Linked DNA regions of Homo sapiens: all the other regions are linked to region 2. Evidence: chromatin contacts called from ENCODE Hi-C or POLR2A ChIA-PET data. All regions are on one chromosome and are shown on one strand. Each heading gives the region's core, a stretch centred on a gene start or an enhancer-like site at or near the end of the contact. The rest is flanking DNA. Distances are from core to core; before and after follow the strand shown.

What was found. Hi-C counts contacts between places; a loop is a spot of excess contacts on that map. ChIA-PET counts read pairs that join two places held with the same protein, here RNA polymerase II (POLR2A). Pooled maps may share reads with other maps.
Region 1: a loop to region 2 is called in a pooled map, with 6 times the contacts of the local background. The contact joins the enhancer-like site here to the promoter of LINC02800 in region 2. A Hi-C loop is called at or near these places in 6 of 50 pooled maps. POLR2A ChIA-PET finds 5 or more read pairs at or near these places in 3 of 52 experiments (B cell, activated T-cell and activated naive CD4-positive, alpha-beta T cell).
Region 3: a map of OCI-LY7 shows a loop between it and region 2 (4-fold over the local background). The contact joins the enhancer-like site here to the promoter of LINC02800 in region 2. A Hi-C loop is called at or near these places in 6 of 168 maps with a recorded cell type or tissue (B cell, CD14-positive monocyte, CD4-positive, alpha-beta memory T cell and 3 more), 28 of 37 single-sample maps with no recorded cell type and 17 of 50 pooled maps. POLR2A ChIA-PET finds 5 or more read pairs at or near these places in 4 of 52 experiments (H1, activated B cell, activated CD8-positive, alpha-beta memory T cell and 1 more).

The regions. Positions count from the first base shown.
Region 1 is chr1:24,687,289-24,689,988 of GRCh38, forward strand. No RefSeq gene overlaps it. Among named protein-coding and RNA genes, the nearest start is that of SRRM1, 45 kb to the left of the region's middle. Within about 2 kb of position 1,448, at least 2 of the 41 ENCODE cell types and tissues checked have a DNase peak (open chromatin) inside an H3K27ac peak, as active enhancers do.
Region 2 is chr1:24,198,870-24,201,569 of GRCh38, forward strand. It overlaps LINC02800 (long intergenic non-protein coding RNA 2800), which reads left to right and starts at 1,371. Exons shown (of 3, transcript NR_027087.2): 1 at 1,371-1,522. RefSeq lists an enhancer at 693-802.
Region 3 is chr1:24,539,838-24,542,537 of GRCh38, forward strand. It overlaps RCAN3 (RCAN family member 3), which reads left to right. Exons shown (of 5, transcript NM_013441.4): 5 at 1-1,203. It overlaps NCMAP-DT (NCMAP divergent transcript), which reads right to left. Exons shown (of 3, transcript NR_109781.1): 3 at 1-39. Among named protein-coding and RNA genes, the nearest start is that of NCMAP-DT, 15 kb to the right of the region's middle. RefSeq lists an enhancer at 1,222-1,516. Within about 2 kb of position 1,359, at least 11 of the 41 ENCODE cell types and tissues checked have a DNase peak (open chromatin) inside an H3K27ac peak, as active enhancers do.

The DNA.
Region 1 (2,700 bases), core at 198-2,697, 490 kb after region 2:
TTTTCTAATTTTAAAAAGACATGCTCATTTTTAGAGAATTTGGAAAACATAAAAATCTAGAGAAAAAATTATTGGCAATCCCACCATCCTAATATAATCAAAGACACCTGTCCTAGGTCAAATGTCCTACCTGGCTACACCGAACCCACCCTGAGCTCCTCTCCTCTAATATATAAAATGAGTCAGGTTTTTTCTCTATAAGTACATTCATAGCTACAAATATCAGGATCATACCAGATACACATAATATTTAATATTCTTTTTTTCACTGGGCATAATATGAACTAGAATTATAGCATACTTTTTTTTTTTTTTTTTGAGACGGAGTCTTGCTCTGTCGCCCAGGCTGGAGTGCAGTGGTGCAATCTCGGCTCACTGCAACCTCCACCTCCCGGGTTCAAGTGATTCTCTAGCCTCAGCCTCCCGAGTAGCTGGGATTACAGGAGCGTGCCATGCCCAACTAATTTTTTTTGTATTTTTTAGTAGAGACAGGGTTTCACCATGTTGACCAGGTTGGTCTCGAACTCCTGACCTCAGGTGATCTACCCGCCTCGGCCTCCCAAAGTGCTAGGATTACAGGCGTGAGCCAGCATGCCCAGCCTAATTTTTGTATTTTTAGTAGAGACAGGGTTTTGCCATGTTGGCCAGGTTGGTCTGGAACTCCTGGCCTCAAGTGATCTGCCCGCCTCGGTCTCCCAAAGTGCTGGAATTACAGGCATGAGCCATCACACCCAGCCAGATGCTTCTATTTATTTAAACTTTAACCTCTGTAGGTCAAATGGTAGTGATGGTACCCACCTTCACAGGGTTTTTGTGAGCATTAAATTAGACAAATGAAACACAGGCCCTGTCCCAGCGGAGATCATGGCATGTGGGCAGGGGTCGAGGGTGGGAGCCAGGGGACACTCAGGCAGTGATAAAACAAGGTGACTGGTGACACAGAGAGGGGAGCTGTGCAGTGTAGCAGTGGTCAGCAGTCCTGCAGCCAGCTTCTCAGCCACAGACATACTTACTGTGAGACCTGGGCACATGACTTCACCTCCCTCAGCCTCCTCTGTTTCCTCTTCTGTTAAATGGGCATGGATTCAATAACATCATACAGGTAGAGGGCTTAGCTCATGCCTGGCATGTCACAAGGGCTCCATCAATGACAGTTTTCAGTGTTCCATCAAATCTTACATACGTGCAATTGTAGGATGCACCACCACCTATTAAACCACCACCGCATTCATTGTAAGACGTATCTGACTTTAGAGAGGTCAAAATACAGGGGAAAAAAGTCTTAAATTTCACTATATCCAGTGTCATTATTCAGAAGGGTCTGGGACACTGAGGTAGGGCTCCTGAGTTAGCTCAGGGACACACTCATCCGTCACTCTCAATTTCTTCGTCTCTGTCCCTCTCTCTGGCCTTCTCTTCGTTTTCTGAGCCTTCCACTAGGTGGCACCCGGGCCTGGGTGCCTGCTGTGGAGCTGATGCCCTGAGGTCAGTCCTGCCCCTCCGGCTTCTCCATGCTTTCTTCCCCTTTCCTTTTTCCTCCTCCCCACCTTTTATCCTGCAAGTGGGAGGCTTTGATTCAGTGCTCAGAGGTTCCCTGTAGGATTGCAGAACTTGAAGAACAGCTACAGGGCTCCTGCCGTCCACTGGCTCCAGCCCATCCCAAGCGGGAATTCCTTCCCAGCAAGTCCCCAGCTCTCACTTGCATACCTTCAGTGGCAGGAAACTCACTACTTCATGAGGATCCCGTTCCATCGTGGTCATGCACTTGGGCTCTGAAGACGCTCCCCCGAGGGTCCTAGGGAACCCACTTTCTAGTCCTTCAACAGCAGGCGACTTGGGCCTTTGTCTACTTTGTGTACTGGGGAGTCCCCAAGGCCTGGCACAGGCGAGGCATTGAGTGAATGAATGACAGTCAATGAACACACTCAGTTGTTCTGTGCATCTGTTTCATTACCTGTGAAACAGGGTTAATAATAGTATTTACCTCATAAGGCTGTGAGGATTAAATGAGACAGGACCTCTAAACAGGTTTAGTGCCATGCCTGGTACATAATAAATCCTCAGCAAATATTGTTTTCCTCTTATTTTTTCTCTTCTTTAATAGCTACAGATAGCTCTACTCTTTTTTTCTTTTTTTTTTTGACGTGGAGTTTCGCTCTTGTTGCCCAAGCTAGAGTGCAGTGGTGTGATATTGGCTCACCGCAACCTCCACCTCCCAGGTTCAAGTTATTCTCCTGCCTTAGCCTCCTGAATAGCTGGGATTACAGGCATGTGCCACCATGCCCAGCTAATTTTTGTATTTTTAGTACAGATGGGGTTTCTCCATGTTGCTCAGGCTGGTCTCCAACTCCCGACCTCAGATGATCCGCTGGCCTTGGCCTCCCAAAGTGCTGGGATTACAGGTGTGAGCCACCACACCTGGCTGCCATAGCTCTGCTCTTATTATCTGAAAGATCTGTTTTAGAGCAAAGTGATTCTGATTTTTTTTTTTTTTTTTTTAGACAGGGTCTCATACTGTTGCCCAGGCTTGGAGTACATGGCATGATCACAACTCACTGCAGCCTCGACCTCCTGGGCTCAGGCAATCCTCCCACCTTAGCCTCCCAAGTAGCTGGGACTACAGACGCATGCCACCATGCCTGGCTAATTAAAAAAATTTTTTTGTAGAGACTGGGTTTTTCATGTGGCCCAGGCTGGTCT
Region 2 (2,700 bases), core at 121-2,620:
CTCCCAAGTTAATTTTTTTTTTTTTTTAGACGTGATCTCACTCTGTCATCTGGGCTGCAGTGCAGTGACACAATCTTGGCTTACCGCAGTCTTGACCTCCGAGGCTCAAGAAACCCTCCCCCCTCAGCCTCCTGAGTAGCTGGGACCACAGGCGTGTACCACGACTGGCCAATTTTTTGTATTTTTTGTAGAGATAGGGTTTCACCATGTTTCCCAGGCTGGTCTCAAACTCCTGAGCTCAAGCGATCCATCCACCTCAGCATTCCAAAATGCTGGGATTGCGGCATGAGCCACCATGTCCAGCTATTTTATTTTATTATTATTATTTTAAATGACTTTTCAAAAAGGCTGTACCAATTTGGGTTCCCACTAGAAGTCGTGGATTGGTGAATTTTTAAAGGAGCAGTGTGGCCCTCATCAACCTGGACGCACACGCTGGTCTCTAAGGCATGGAACAGTTGTGCTGGGAGGGAGCTCCTCTGAGAGGGTGGTCAGAAGAGCCCCCAGGCATCACCTCCACCATGAAAGCTCACCCCTCTCCCCTAAAGCTTAGATAACCAGCTGCATTTCCTAAGAGTGAGCACCAGGGGGCACCACATACCAAAGGAAAGTGGTCCAGACTGCGAGACCGCGGATTAGACCAAAGAGATAACGTTTTTTTTTTCTTAGACTGGGGCCCTCCAAGGCAGAGAGAAGACCAACTCTCCTGGCTTCCTTGACATTCTCCTTACCTGACGTTCTGCAGCCTCTTGGGAGACTCTCGGATGTACCCATAGGAGGCTGTGGGAGACAGAGGGTCATGTCCAGAAGGGAAATGGCAGTGTATGGCGTCACAGTAAGAGCTGGGGCAACTCCCCCGCTGTGTCTTTGATGTCTTTGCATCACCTTTCCAAGCCTCAGTTTTTCTCATGTGTCAAATGGGAGTGACAATTTCCTGCCTCGCTTTACTCTGTGTGTGTGTGTGTGTGTGTGCGCGCGTGTGTGTGTGTGTAACTTATGCCAAAGTGCTTTGAAAAACCGAGAAGTGGGAGGGGGGAGGGATAGCATTAGGAGATATACCTAATGTTAAATGACGAGTTAATGGGTGCAGCACACCAACATGGCACATGTATACATATGTAACTAACCTGCACGTTGTGCACATGTACCCTAAAACTTGAAGTATAATTAAAAAAAAAAAAAGAAAGAAAAACCGAGAAGGCCTAAGGATGTCTGCTGAGTTGAGACTAAGGTGTAGTGGGTGATATGTTTGGCTGTGTCGCCACCCAAATCTCATCTTGAATTGTAGCTCCCATAATTCCCACGTGTTGTGGGAGGGACCTGGTGGGAGACAGTTGAATCATGGGAGCAGTTTCCCCCATACGGTTCCCATGGTAGTGAATAAGTCTTATAAGATCTGATGATTTTATAAGGGGTTTCCCCTTTTGCTTAGCTCTCATTCATTCCCTCTTGTCTGCTGCTACGTAAGACGTGCCTTTTGCCTTCTGCCATGATTGTGAGGCCTCCCCAGCCACTTGGAACTGTGAGTCTACTAAACCTCTTTTTCTTTGTAAATTACCCAGTCTCTGGTCTTTATTAGCAGCATGAAAACAGACTAATACAGGGGGTAAGGACACGTGGAGCAAGATTGGTTACTACATTAGTCCAGGGAAGACAATGGTGGTGGCAGCTGTGAAGGTGGTGAGACGTGGCTGGATTCTGGATATATTTCAAGGGGAGAACCAGTGAGATGTATTGAAAGATTTGATGTCAGGGGTGAGAGAAAAAGGAGGTCAAGGGTGATACTAAGGCTTTTTGTCTTGAGCCAACAAAGACTAGCGGTGCCTTTTACTTAGTGGGGAAGATGGTGGAGGGATGGTTTGGAGGTGCAAATCAAGAGTTCCATATTTAGACATGCTACATTTGAGATGCCTTTTAGGTCACCGAGTGATTGAGTAAAGACAGAGGTCAGAAAACTGAGCCTTAGGCTGGGCTCGGTGGCTCACGCCTGTAATCCTAACACTTTAGGAGACTGAGGTGGGAGGATCACCCAGGAGTTTGAGACCAGCCTGGGCAACATAGGGAGACCCCATCTCTACAAAAAACAAAACAAGTTAGTGAGGTGTGGAGGCACACATCTGTGGTCCCAGCTACTTGGGAGGTTGAGGTAGGAGGATCACTTGTGCCTGGGAGGTTGAGGCTGCAGTGAGCTGTGATCACACTACTGCAGTCCACCCTGGGCAACAGGGCAAGACCCAGTCTCAAAAAAAAGATTTAGCCTTGATTCCTTTTCTCAGGGTCCTATAAGGATCACAGTATACAATAGATTGGACTAGATCAGAGATGAAAACATAACTCACACGCATGCGGCCACATCCCTTCCAGTGCCGCTGGCAGATATCACAAATTCATCACAGCACTCAGGAATCCTCTCAACCCAGAGCTCTAGGCAGCCTCTACCAACCAAGTGGAGATGATACAAAAACGAAAACTCTCCATCATCCTGAACTGGTTGAGATACCCAAGAATGCGGTTAAAACCATGGGCTTGGGCCGGGCGCCGTGGCTCACGCCTGTAATCCCAGCATTTTGGGAGGCTGAGGCAGGCAGATCACAAGGTCAGAAGATTAAGACCATCCTGGCTAACATGGTGAAACCCTGTCTCTACTAAAAATACAAAAAATTAGCCGGGCGTGGTGGCGGGTGCCTGTAGTCCCAGCTA
Region 3 (2,700 bases), core at 109-2,608, 340 kb after region 2:
CTTCCTTTTTTTGCACATTTGCATTTATATCTTCCTGTACTAAAAGAAACAAATTATTTATAATTGGGGTGACAATATAAAGGAACAAAAGATGGGGCAATAGTTGCTTCCTAGCTGGAGCTGTAAGTCCATGTTACAGAAACTCACTATTTAAAAAGTTTTAAAAGATTTATGAACCTTGTCCTACAATTCGCTGAATACTTATTTGTCTTTTAAACTCCCCTCGGTGTATGGATCATCTTCGTCAGAATGCCGTTGTTTCATTGTGAATCAGGGGAAAATGTTAATCATTTGGAGACTGTTTTCTTATTACCAAATGTACAATCCATAAGACAACTGAAAGCAACAACTGCTGGGTTCACTGACAAAGATTATAAAAATCATCACGTTCAAAGTAGAGTTTTTAGCCAAGGTCAAGAACTAACCTGGGGCTGAGTCAGCGTCTCTACCCACTTAAATAACAGCGTAAAGATCTTTCACTAAATTCGTTATGTGGTCTGTCTGGATGTAAACCTATATATTTCCTTTTGAAACAGAATCATATCCTGCAGACTCTTGGCACTCCTGCATAGCTTTGACCGAATGTTCACTCTCATCGTAATGGAAGATTTCTATCTATGCAGATAATACATGTTTTTAAATACTGTTTTCTGTTTAGTCCTCAATCTTCCTAACTCAAATTGGGGACTGAGGAGAGAGAAAGGTGGTTACCCCTGTTACCGTGCCATATTCTTCTTGCTGCTTTTCAACCCCACGTGATTGTTGATTGACGGTTCTGCTATAATGTGCGTGCCCTTCAAGTTTCAGAAAACTTTCCCAATCATTTCACTTCAATCTTAATTGAACCCAAGAGTCAAAGTTATTATTTTCTCCGAACGTGTTTGTGATCTTCTGTTATATTTTGGGGCATGTTACCTTTATGGTATATAAGCTGTAGTGCATACTCTTTGTATTGCAAAAAACTGGTCAGTAATTTATGTACATGTATTCCACATTTTAGTGTGCTTGAAGTGACAATCCATAGTTTGTAGTAGTTTGTTATTTGTCAACTTTACCCTGTGTTTTAAGGACATCTAAACATTCCTTGTCCTATCAAGATGACAAAAGCAGAATGTAATTTTTTTTTGGAAGCTTCGTGATTACCTGTAACAAGTTCTGTTTTTAAAACGAATACAAATAAAGTTAGTAACTATTTTTAAATCAGTCCATTGAGTTGAGTTTTTTTGTGTGTAGTATTTTCAATACGCATCACTTACATTTAGCTAATAAGACAGAGAAGTGCAATATTGTGTTTGTTCCTTTCACAAGAGTCCTGTTGAACATTAATGCCGTGCAGTGCCAGAGTTCAAGGTGGTGAGTCACTGCTCACTCTGTAAATAACCACTGCACTTTCAGCTCTTCCCCAAGAAACCTTTTACCCTGGTTTCCCCTTTGGTTAAAAATGATTTATTCCGGGTAAAGACTTACTTTTTGTCTCGGTTAAAAAAAAAAAATCTCCAAAATGTGGAACTATAAATGACAGTAGAGGTTATCTAGTGCAGTGGGATTTCGAATACTTATTTTTAAGCCATAGGACTCTGCTCTTTGTTCAAATGAAATCTTACACAAAGCCAATGTAAAACTATTACAAAAAGGAAAGGTAAACAAAGCTGCTCCTTTTCAAGGGGCTGGGGGAAGAATGGGGACCTGAGTTCAACCCCTGTGAGAGCTCAGCAGAACAGACCCAGACACACCCCTCTATTGCCCCTGCCTCCCTCCACTTCCTCCTCCATCCCAACCCCACCCCCAACACACCTTTACAAGAAAGTGGCCCCAGAGGCATTGCCAAATGCACACATCTGGATGGTCATGGACCTGGGACTAGAACCCATTTCTTGACATTCTTTCTACCACACTCCACTACTTTGTTACACCAAAATCTAATTTTTCTGGATAAATGTATCTGGATAAAAAGGTTCTTGATATTGTTTTGTTTTTGAGACAAGGTCTTGCTCTGTCGCCTAGGCTGGAGTGCAGTGGCATGAACACAGTTCACTGCAGCCCCAACCTCCCAACTCAGTCTCCGAAGTAGCTAGGATGACAAGTGTGCACCACCACACCCGGCTAATTTTTGTATTTTCTGTGGAGACAGGGTTTCCCTATGTTGCCCAGGCTGGTCTCTAATTCCTGATCTCAGGCGGTCCACTTGCCTTGGCCTCCCAAAGTGCTGAGATTACAGGCATGAGCCACCGAACCTGGCCTTTTTTGTTTTTAAAAAACTAAAGCGGAGTCGCTGAGGACATTTCCACTTTGAAGTTTTTCCAAGCTGTGTTCTGTGGGGCTGCCTCCAGGGGGCGCCATGCTTCCAGGTTCCTGGGGCCTTTCACTCCTGCTTCAACTCTCCTATTATTTGCTATACCTAAAGGTCCTAGCATGTTTTCCACTTGAGCTAAGGATTCCTTGGCTAAAACAGAAAATTGGAAAACCACTGCAAAGAACCTAGGACAAAACACACACACAAACAAATTTTTTTTCTGAGACCAAGTTTCAATCTGTTGCCTAGGCTGGAGTGCAGTGGCGCAATCTCACCTCACTGCAGCCTCTGCCTCCCGGGTTCAAGCAATTCTCCTGCCTCAGCCTCTCGAGTAACTGGGACTGCAGGCGCACGCCATCATGCCTGGCTAATTTTTGTATTTTTAGTAGAAACAAGTTTCACCATGT